Linked DNA regions of Homo sapiens: region 1 is linked to region 2. The links are chromatin loops, found by intact Hi-C in ENCODE. Cell type or tissue: B cell. All regions are shown on one strand.

Region 1 (5,000 bases), 1.3 Mb after region 2:
TGTCTGATTATTTAATTAATGTTGTTGAGTAGTGCACCTTTTTAAAAATTTATTTTAAAACAATTTTATAGTATTATTTTAAGTGTAAATCATGAAAAACACCATAAAAATAAATGTTGTCCCTGGCAGTTAAAACACTGCGGGAGGCTCTGAGCCTTTGGTGTTGGCACCAAACGAGACTTGGTCCCCATGAGGTCAGAAGGCTCGGGAGTGACTGGGAATCAGAACAAGGAGCTCATTGTTTGGGTTTGTGAGTGTCCCTGCAACACCCAGGACCAGCCCCGCTCCTGAGAACTCAGGGAGCCCCAAAATGAGCTATTCCGCCAGGTCCTCTTGCTCTCTAAGCCAGAGCCTGAAGTCTTTGGCCGCCAGTTCGATGGTGTCCAGGAAGAATTCAGAGGACAGGCCTGCGTGTGGTGGTGAGGGAAAGGAAGAAGCCTGCAGTAATCTCCGGTGAGGCTGTGCCACTGTCCCCTGCCAGGTTCCGCCGGTCCACGCCACCTCCCTTCAATGGCACCAGGTGATTCCTCAACTTGGGGGACCCTAGTTGATCCCTGGGGGCCCCAGGACATCCACATGGAGCAGTCCATACTGAGACGGGTGCAGCTGGGACACAGCAATGAGATGAGGCTCCACGGCGTCCCGTCCGAGGGCCCTGCCCACATCCCCCCTGGCAGCCCCCCAGGTAACTGGGATCTAGAGGCCAGACCCAACTCTGCCACCCCGTGGGTCCTCACTGGAAGGAACTGGAGCCAGAATCTTTTTGGGAAGAGAAGCATGATGGGAAATTCCTTTCCTTCCACCAGGCAGCTGAACCAGAGTAGAGCAGGTGGGGCTTTTAAAGCTAGCACTCTAGGCTGGGCGCGGGAGCTCACACCTGTAATCGTAGCACTTTGGGAAGCCAAAGCGGGTGGATCACCTGAGGTCAGGAGTTCGAGACCAGCCTGACCAATATGGTAAAACGTCTCTATCAAAAATACAAAAAAAAAAAAAAAAAAAATTAACCGGGCATGGTGGCTTGCGCCTGTAGTCCTAGCCACTCGGAAGGCTGAGGTAGGAGAATTGCTTGAACCTGGGAGGCAGAGGTTGCAGTAAACGGAGATCGCACCACTGCACTCCAGTCTGGGTGACAGAGTGAGACTCCATCTCAATAAATAAATGAATAAAATAAAGCTAGCACTCTGGATCCCCATCCCCTACGACCCACTGCAGGAAACCTCAGTTTCCTCATTTGTAAAATGAGCAGAGAAGCAGAGGCTGGGCCAACTGGAGCAGGGTGATGGTTTGAGACTGGAATGGTGTTTAGGGAGGATGGAAGACAGGTGCCGTACTAGGAGCTGTGGCTGCAGTGACCAGAGGGCCCCAGGCAGAGGCCTCCCCCACACTGGGAATGCAGAGATGGGCTGGGGGAGAAGAACCAGCAGAGAAGCCAGAGAGGGAGGAGGAAAGCAGAGGCCCCGGGAAAGGAGTCTCCAGAGAGGGGCCAGGCTGGTGAGACCAGGGAAGCATCTGTGGGGTTCAGCGAGAGGGATCGTGGTAACCTTGAGGGGGTGGTTTCTGGGGGCCAGGGAGCAGAAGAGGTCTCGGGGGTGGAGGGGGCGGGACTCAGTGTGGATGATTCTTCAGAAGTTTGGGTGGGAAAGGGCAGAGCCAGATGGCAGGAGCTGGGGCCAGGCTGGGAGCCCCCATAAGATTTCAACCAAAAGTGGGGGCCAGTGTTCCAGTGCAGTGGGAAGCAGGCAGCAGAGGAGAGAGGAGCTGAATCCCAGAGGAAGACACTGACGTCCAGATCAGCCGGGCGGGATCAGTGGGGCAGACCCACTGCGGGATCAGTGGAGCAGAAAGACGCTTCCCAGACAGCACAACAGCACGAGCGGAGGTGTGGCGGGTGGAGGTGTGGCGGGCAGGCACAGGCTGTGCTCCTGGGATGGTGTGGGCCACTGGTGGGAGATCTGGGGAGGAGGGTGAACCAGGCTGGGGGTCAGGGTTCCCGGCCACTGTCCAGCTGCTCCTGGCTCCAGGCCTCTCTCCCTTTGACCCACAGTCTCTGCCACTGCTGCCGGCCCAGAAGCTTCGTTTGAAGCAAGAATTCCCAGTCCAGGAACTCACCCTGAGGGGGAAGCCGCCCAGAGAATCCACATGAAATCGTGCTTTCTCGAGGACGCCACCATCGGCAACAGCAACAAAATGTCTATCAGCCCAGGGGTGGCTGGCCCAGGAGGAGTCGCAGGGTCTGGAGAGGGGGAGCCAGGGGAGGACGCAGGTGAGCTAGGGGGCAGAGTGGACCCCTGTGTGTTCTCTCTCTCTCCCCACCTTCCACTCATTCATTCATTCACTCTCATCGATCATTCGCTAATCTCTGGTTTCCCGGAGTCTGGAGGCTGTGCCCACCCACAGCGAGGAGCAGCAGCTCTAGAGTCAGCGTGGAGGCTCCGTCCCCCTAGTGGAGGGACCCACCCAAGTCATTTCACCCAGGAGCCTCTGTCTCCTTAGCTGTAAAGTGGGATGGCAAGAATAGCCTGAAGCAACTCCTACAGTGGTTGCAAGACTGGGGTAAAATCTGAAGGCGAAGCTCAGCCCTACACCAGCCCTGCCAGCATTCAGGAGATAGGAGTGTTATTGTCTCATCATTGTTGTGGTGATTGTTTTGGGCCCGAGAGAGGTGCTGGGTTGCCATGCAAATAAGGTTCTGCATCAGGGCACAGGCTGACCTGCTGCAGTGGAGATGCCACACACGGTGGCCCCGCCTGCTTGAAGCCCAAGTCTCATGTCCGGGTGAGGGTAGCAGACCAGGGTTTCTTTTACCTCAGTGCTGAGTCGTCCCTTGGGCTCCGTCCTCATCTGTGGGGTTGAACTTAGCACCAGCAAGCAGAGGGGCGAGAGAGGGTACAGAGAGCCGCTGTTGTCTTTGACCAAGCCCACCCACTGCATCTGTGCTGTTCTGAGGGCCTGCACTTAGCCACGGGGGGTCTGGGAAGTGCCGCCTGTGTCAAGGCAGTCTAAGCCCAGCAGAGACTCAGGGGAGGGGGCTCCACTGCCAACAGGAAGAGGGGAGAGGGGAAACCAGTGCGGTTCACCGTCCCAGCCACCGTTTGGTCCCTGGAAGCTGCACAGGCTGGTTGCAGAGCCTGAGGATTCCAACTCTGCAGAAGGGAGCTCGGGGCCTCGGGTGGGGGCAGCTGGAGAGTTGGGCAGGTCCACGCAAGGTGGGGAGGGCCAGGGCAGGTGTACCTGGTGGGTGGAACAGTGTGGACAATGGCCTGGAGGTGAGGACATGACAGTGTGGGAACCCACAGGGGTTTGAGGGTGACCTGAGCATGGAGAGCAGAGCCAGGGCCTGGCTCCAGGCTGCAGTCGATGCTAAGGCAATTGGAAGCCATGGGGGGCTTTGAGCAGGAGAGGGGCTGGATGAGATTTTTGCCTCCCATGTGAAAAAAGAATTAGAAGGCGGATTTCCGCTCCTACCCTTTTGGGATCTGGAATAAGGAATCACACCCAGTCCCACCAATGGGTAGAAAACATGGATTCACGGAATCTGGAGGACTGGCCGGCATCCACCCTCCAGTGCCTGAAGGCCCAGGGGATGCATGTCCTGGAAGTCCAGAGGGTCTCCTCACCCCAAGGGCCGTGTCCTTGCTGTCCCAGCAACTGAGGAGACCCTGGCCCCACGTGTCTTCAAACTCTCCCTCCAGGACCCCTGGGAGCCCCATGCACATGTGACACCTGCAGAACGGGGACCAGGAGCGCATTCCTCAGGACTCAGGCCATGAGCATCTGGGAGCATGGACTTCCTTCCAGCAGCAAAGGGAGTCTCTGAGACCTCCAAGGCCACTGGGGACCCTTGGGAGGGCATGTGCCACCAGATGGGGATCCGGCTTAGGACCCCACAGCACAGGCTGTCTGCAGAGCCCTGTGGGTCTCAAGCCAGACCATTGAAGACTTCTCTTTCCGGAAAGAACACAGCACTGTGTTTTTTAAAAATAGCCACACTTCTGGGTGTAGTGGCTCATGCCTGTAATCCCAGCACTTTGGGAGGCCGAGGCAGGTGGATCACGAGGTCAGGAGATCGAGACCATCCTGGCTAACACGGTGAAACCCTCTCTCTACTAAAAAATACAAAAAATTAGCCAGGCATGGTGGCGGGCACATGTAGTCCCAGCTACTCAGGAGGCTGAGGCAGGAGAATGGCGTAAACCTGGGAGGCGGAGCTTGCAGTGAGCCAAGATCATGCCACTGCACTCCAGCCTGGGCGACAGAGCAAGACTCTGTCTCAAAAAAAAAAAATGGTCACACTCCCAGATTTGCCCTGCAACATCCTGACATTCTTCCCTAAGGTTCTAGCAGAAGAGCTGATGACATCTTTGCCCCTTGCCCTGACCCACCCACCTCTCTTTGTCCCCAAGAGACATCAATAGGCATAGCTCAGAGATATTATGGGTGAGTTCCAGAACACCCCAATAAAGCAAGTCATGCAAATTTTTGATTTCCCAGTGCATATACAAGTTATATTCACACGATGCTCTAGTCTATTAGGTGTGCACTGAATCACGTTATATCTAAAAAACAATGTACATACCTTAATTTTAAAATACTTTATTGCTAAAAATGCTAACCATCACCTGTCTTCTGCCAGTCATCATCTCTATGCTGGTGGAGGTCTTGCCTTGATGTTGATGGCTGCTGACTGATCAGGGTGGTGGTTGCTGAAGGTGGAGGCAGCTGTGGCAATTTCTTAAAATAAGGCAACAATGAAGTTCGCTGCAGCAATGAACTCTTCCTTTCATGAAAGCTTTCTCTGTAGCATGCAATGCTGTTTGATGGCATTTTACTCATACTAGAACTTCTTTCAAAATTGGAACCAAGACTCCCCAACCCTGCTGCTGCTTTACCAACTAGGTTTATATAGCAGTCTAAATCCTTTGTTGTCATTTCAAGAATGTTCGCAGTATCTTCACCAGGAATAGATGCCATCTCAAGAAACCACTTTCTTTGCTCATCCA
Region 2 (5,000 bases):
CGAGAGCAAGAGAGAGACACTGAGCGGGCAGGCCGGGGGAGGGGGACCCGCGCCCGCGTCGCCACGGCCCCCCGCCCCGTTTTTGAGCCCCCGCCCGGCCGAATCCGCGCCCCTGGGTCCCCCTTCCGGCCTCGCCCCCCACAGACAGAGCCCGCGAACGGGCGGGGGGCTCGGGAGCGCGCGCCCGGGGCGGGGGGCGGGCTCGGCGCGCGCGGCCTGCGGGGCGCCCTTCGAGGGCCCCCGGGCCGGGGCCGGCGCCCCCCGCCCGCCCTTACCCAGCAGCAGCAGGCGGTGCGTGGCCCGGTAGACCTGCTTGTCCTTCTGCAGCTGCTTCTCGATCTTTTTGTTGGCCTCACGCTGCGCCTTCTCCTCGTTGCGCTGGTCCTCGGTCTTACTGTTCCCGAGGCAGCCCATGGCGGCGGCGGCGGCGGCGGGGCGCGGCCGGGCTGCGGCGGCGGCGGGCGCGGGCGGCCTCACGCGGGCCGGGAGGGCCGGGGCAGCGCCGGGCGGGCGGGCCGGGCGCGGGCTCGGCTCCTCGGCAAGGAGCGCGCGGGGCGGACTGCGGGCCGCGGGCCGCGGGGCGCGCGGACGGGCGGGAAGGGGAGGGTGTCGGTCGGACCGAGGGGCGCGCGCAGCTCCCCGCCCCTCGAGCCGAGGCCGAGGGGGCTGATGGCCGCCGCCGGGCCGAGGCGGACCAGAGCAGGAGCTGCGGGAGCTGCTGCCGCCGCTGCCGCCGCCGCCGCTCTTATTGCCTCGGCCGGGCCCCCGCCGCCGCCCCGAGCCAAAAGCGCCGCGGCGGGCGGGGGGAGGCGGGGGGAGGAGGAGGCGGCGGCGGCGAGGGGGGTGGAAGGAGGAGGAGGAGGAGGAGGGCCGAGGAGCGGCCGCGGCGGCGGCGGCGGCTGGGAGGGCGGGAGCCGGCGGAGGGAGGCGGCCCCCCGGGAGCCCGGGGAGGGGGTCCCTCCGCCCGCGCCCGGCCGGGGACGGGACGGGCCGGGGAGACGCCCCCCACCCCCCGGGCTCGGGCAGCAGCCCGGCTGAGCCGAGGGGGGAGAGGGGGCGTCTCCGCGCCAGTGACGACCCCTCGCACGACGCCAACGCTCCACCCCCCGGACCGCGTCGCCCGGCGCCCCCGAGGCCTCCTCCCCCTCCCGCGGGCGCCGCCGAGGGGCTGGGGTGGGCGGAAGGGGAGGGAGCGCGCGCCCGGACTTAGGAAAATTTTCGAAAGAGCGAGAGACACAGAGAGCCAGAGAGCAGGAGTGTGGAAAAAGCGAGGCGAGCACGAACCAAAGGACAGAGCAACCGAAAAGGAAAATGTGTCCACACACACACACGAACACGAATAAAAACCCACACTACACAGCGATGGTGGTGTCTGGTGGCGGTGGCGGGGTGGGGGGTCTGACTAGATGAGCCGCTCCTCGCGCCCCCGGCGCCGGGCGCCATGGCCCGAGCCGAAGGCGCCTCTGGCCCCGGAGCGCCCGCGGCCTCTGCGCTTGGCGCGGCCGCCCAAGTAGGAGAAGAAGGCGCAGCCCAGGAACACTCGGAAGCAGCAGGTCGCCCCGAACACGAAGCCGCAGCCGCGGCCCTGCTCCGTGCGCTTCTGCAGCAGGAAGTTGAGCACCCACGAGGGGCTGCGCACCGAGAAGACCAGGAACACCACGAGGGGCAGGTGGGCGCTCAGCGCGCCAGCCTTGAGCGGCCCGGGCCGCCACACGATGCCCCCAACGCGCGGCGCCGCGTAGTAGGCGTCGTCCTCGTCGCTCGAGTCCGTGTCCCAGTCAGCCCAGGCCCTACTCGTGCCCCCGGCGGCGGCGCCCTCCTCGGCGCCCCCGACGGCGCCCTCCTCGGCGCCCTCGTCGTCGTCGGCGGCGGCCGCGGCGGCGGCGGCCTCGGGGCATCGGGCCTCCTCCTGGGCTTCTGGCACCTTCTTCTTCTTCTTCTTCAGCATCTTCTCCATCTTCTTCCTCTCCTTCTCCTTCTTCTTCTCCTCCTTTCGCCTCTGCTCCAGCAGCTTCTTCTCGAGCTTCTTGCGCTCCTTGTCTGTTAGGAACTTTTCGGGGAGCGCCTCCCGCGCCGGGTTCTTGGGGTTCTTCGCGAGCTTCTCGGGGTCCCCGCTCTTCCGCGGCGCGAGCGGCTCTCTCGGCTCGGCCAACGCCGCAGCCGCCGCCGCAGCTTCGGCAGCCACCTCGGCAGCCGCCGCGGCCGTCTTCTTCTCGCTCTCCGCCGCCCGGGCTTTGAGCTTCATGGCCATCTTCAGCATGGTGGCCCGGCCACCTCGGGGAGCTCGGCTCGCGCCTGGCCCGGGCTCCCTGCTTGCCCCCGGCCTCGGGCTGCCCGGCCCCCGTGCGCCCCGTGTCGGGGGGCTTGGCTGCGGTTCCCGCCGCGCTGCCCCGGGGCCGCGGAGCGCGGCTGCCCGGGCTTCGGGCTGCTGGGCTGGCTGCCTAAGAGTTAGCGCCAAAAAGGATGAGCAAACGAAAAAGGGACAAGAACAAACCAAAAAGCACCCAACAACAGCGAGAAACCAAAAAGCACCAAGAAATGTCAACTCAAAAAGAAAAGTGCAAAGGCGCGGATGGCAGGAGTCTGTTTACCCTCAGGCGCTCCTTGGTTTGGCTCTTGGGCACGCCAATGGAGAAGAGAAAAGAGAGAGAATTGGGGGGTGCCCGGAGGCGCCCCGGGGCAAGGCAGCGGCGCCCGGGCGCCCCTGCCTTGTCCCGGACCCGGCGGCTCTTGCCTGCGCCGGGCGACTCGCACTTCCGCGGGAGGCCCCGGCGCTCCCCGACTTACATGTGAGTGAGGTGCACTCACACGCAAGGCAGCGCCTGCCGGCCGCCCGCCGCCGCCCCGCGCCGGGACAGGGGCTCGCTCCAGCCGCCGCGCCGCAGCCCGGAGCCAGAGAGCAGGGGAGCGCCGCGCCGGCCAGCCACCTGACGCAGCCCGCTCCGCGGTGCCGACGCGACTGAGTGTCCCCGCCGGGGAGCAGAGCTTCTAACCGGCCCCGATGACGCCCCAGCCTCTTCAGAGGACCGACCCATAGCAGCGGCCCCTATAAACCGAAGGGGAAGCGCGAAAAATCGGCCCACCGGGGACGCACCCAAATGGGCCGCCGCGCACCCTGGGGGTGCAGGCCGGTGCCGGGACCGCGCGGGCGTGGGCCGGGGGCGCGGGGGCCGCGATGGCGGGGGGCGCGGGCGCGCCCAAGGCGGTGGGCGCTCAACCCCGCCTCCCAGACCTGCCTCCCAATTTTCGGTGAGTGGTGTAGCCCTGGGCGGCGTGCAAAGTGTGCGACGGCGGCGCTTACCCCTGCTGTGCGCCTCCTTACCTCCAGCCACCCACCCCGCCCTCCCAGCGGCGCGCGCCCGCCGAGGTAGGTGTCAGAGAGCCGAATTCGAATTATTTGCGACGCCCGGACGGAGTTTCGTATCTTCGGACGAGAAAAGTGCGATGGGAGTGCAAAGCCTCCCCTGCTCGAAGCAGCAGGCGCGCCGGTGTCACGGGAGCCGAGGAGCGGTGGCCGTGGCTGTGGAGTCGGTGCTCGAGGCGTCCTCCCAGGTGGGAGAGGTGGCGGCCTTGCCTGGGCGCCCTGGGGGCTCTGGAACAGAGGGAAAAGTAGTTTACGGAACGTGAACTTGTTTGAGGGTTCTTTCAAAACTCTCAAGTGTCCCGCCGCACACTAGGATATAGCAGTGCACGGGATTAGGAGCAGGGTTACTAAATTTTCAAGCAGTTGACCCCAGCCCGCCTTTCCTGGGACCTTGGTTAGGTCATCTGCTGCCACCATGGTGTCTGCTGGGATACGGTTTATTCATTCAATAAATGTTTGGTGCCTGCCAGTTCCGCGGCTCACCATGTGCCCAGGTGAGCCGAGGCGGCCAGGTAATCAGGCTAAGACGTGAGCAGTGTCTTGGATGGGACACAGGCCTACGTCCCGGAAAGCCCAGATATGCAAAGTCCACAAACTGTCTTCCAACTTTTTCTTTGACTTCTTAACAGAGCCCATGAAACTTAAGATGTTTGATGGAGAAGGAGAAAAAAGAAAAGTCTACCTATAAATGGAAACACATTTAACAGTCCCCAGGGGTATGGGGCGGCTGATACCACCAGAGGCCTTGAGCAAACTTGTATCATTTTAAGTTAGCTTTGAAAATAAAAAGACACTGTTAGCCATTCAACCGGATGACTGAAATTCCCCCCTTTTCCCCAGTTTGCTCCACTTCGAGTAAGAAAAGGTGTGACAGATGAAGATGCCACATATTATTTTTCTTGGCCCCTTCAGGTACACTGCTGCCCCCATTGTACAAGGCCTCTTTTTTATGAATCTGAAAAGACAACAGAGGGCGATTCAAAGTCACCAAACAACACTTGGAATTAAGAACAGGAAGCGCAGCCTAGACACCGTCCTGCCCTGGGCTGCTGCAGACCCCTGACTTTCTTGAACTTGGCTGAAAAGTTGGGGCCAGGTTTTTGTCACACTCCTGATCATGGATGGCCTCTCTTCCACACAAAAATACACCTTATTTTGAAAATGCTCAAAGGAACTATCCTAGGTTGATGCTTTTCACCTAACCAAAGATGCATAAAAATATTGTGCAGATACACCTGAATGTGCTCATAGGAGAACTCAGCAGTAAGGCCTCAGAATCGATGATTCCTAGGCTGCCTGTACTAGTGATAGTGAGGCTCACTACCATCCACCACCTAAATTAGAACCGCTTGATGACACAGCACAGGTTCTATATCTTTAGATGGTAAATTAAAAATTCCTGGCTGAATTTGATTGATTGTCATTTTTAAAAATTGTTAAAGACTTGTAAGAGGGAAGAATAGGCCAGACATTTTTGTTATGCTCCATTTGTTCAAAAGCATCTTCCTTCCTGCTTCTACTGTGGCAAAGCACAGATACATTGTCTTTAAGAGGTACAAGGTAAATAGTAACAAATACAACCTAGATACTTATGCCAGGAGCTACAAAGTTATACAATGAATATAATGAAGAGCCT

What was found. Peaks named below come from ENCODE experiments on the same cell type or tissue, not always from the same donor. Only the 100,000 strongest peaks of a DNase experiment are listed, where the experiment ranks them.
Region 1: a loop joins it to region 2, with 7 times the contacts of the local background. A loop is called at or near these places in 3 of 110 quality-filtered maps.

Annotation. Positions count from the first base shown.
Region 1 is chr20:57,607,412-57,612,411 of GRCh38, reverse strand. It overlaps ZBP1 (Z-DNA binding protein 1), which reads left to right. Exons shown (of 8, transcript NM_030776.3): 6 at 482-685; 7 at 2,045-2,263. Among named protein-coding and RNA genes, the nearest start is that of ZBP1, 11 kb to the left of the region's middle. In B cell, CTCF peaks have their summits at 2,274 and 2,482 (motif pointing left); a DNase peak (open chromatin) is centred at 2,459.
Region 2 is chr20:58,887,141-58,892,140 of GRCh38, reverse strand. It overlaps GNAS (GNAS complex locus), which reads right to left and starts at 720. Exons shown (of 13, transcript NM_000516.7): 1 at 276-720. The coding sequence starts at 414. LOC101927932 (a long non-coding RNA gene) reads left to right here and starts at 3,331. Exons shown (of 5, transcript NR_126334.1): 1 at 3,331-3,367. RefSeq lists silencers at 523-742, 753-1,252, 1,313-1,462, 2,663-2,942 and an enhancer at 3,383-3,602. In B cell, no CTCF peak of the experiment used is centred here; DNase peaks (open chromatin) are centred at 810, 1,490, 2,970, 3,260 and 1 weaker place; H3K4me3 peaks cover 4,021 bases; H3K27ac peaks cover 4,012 bases.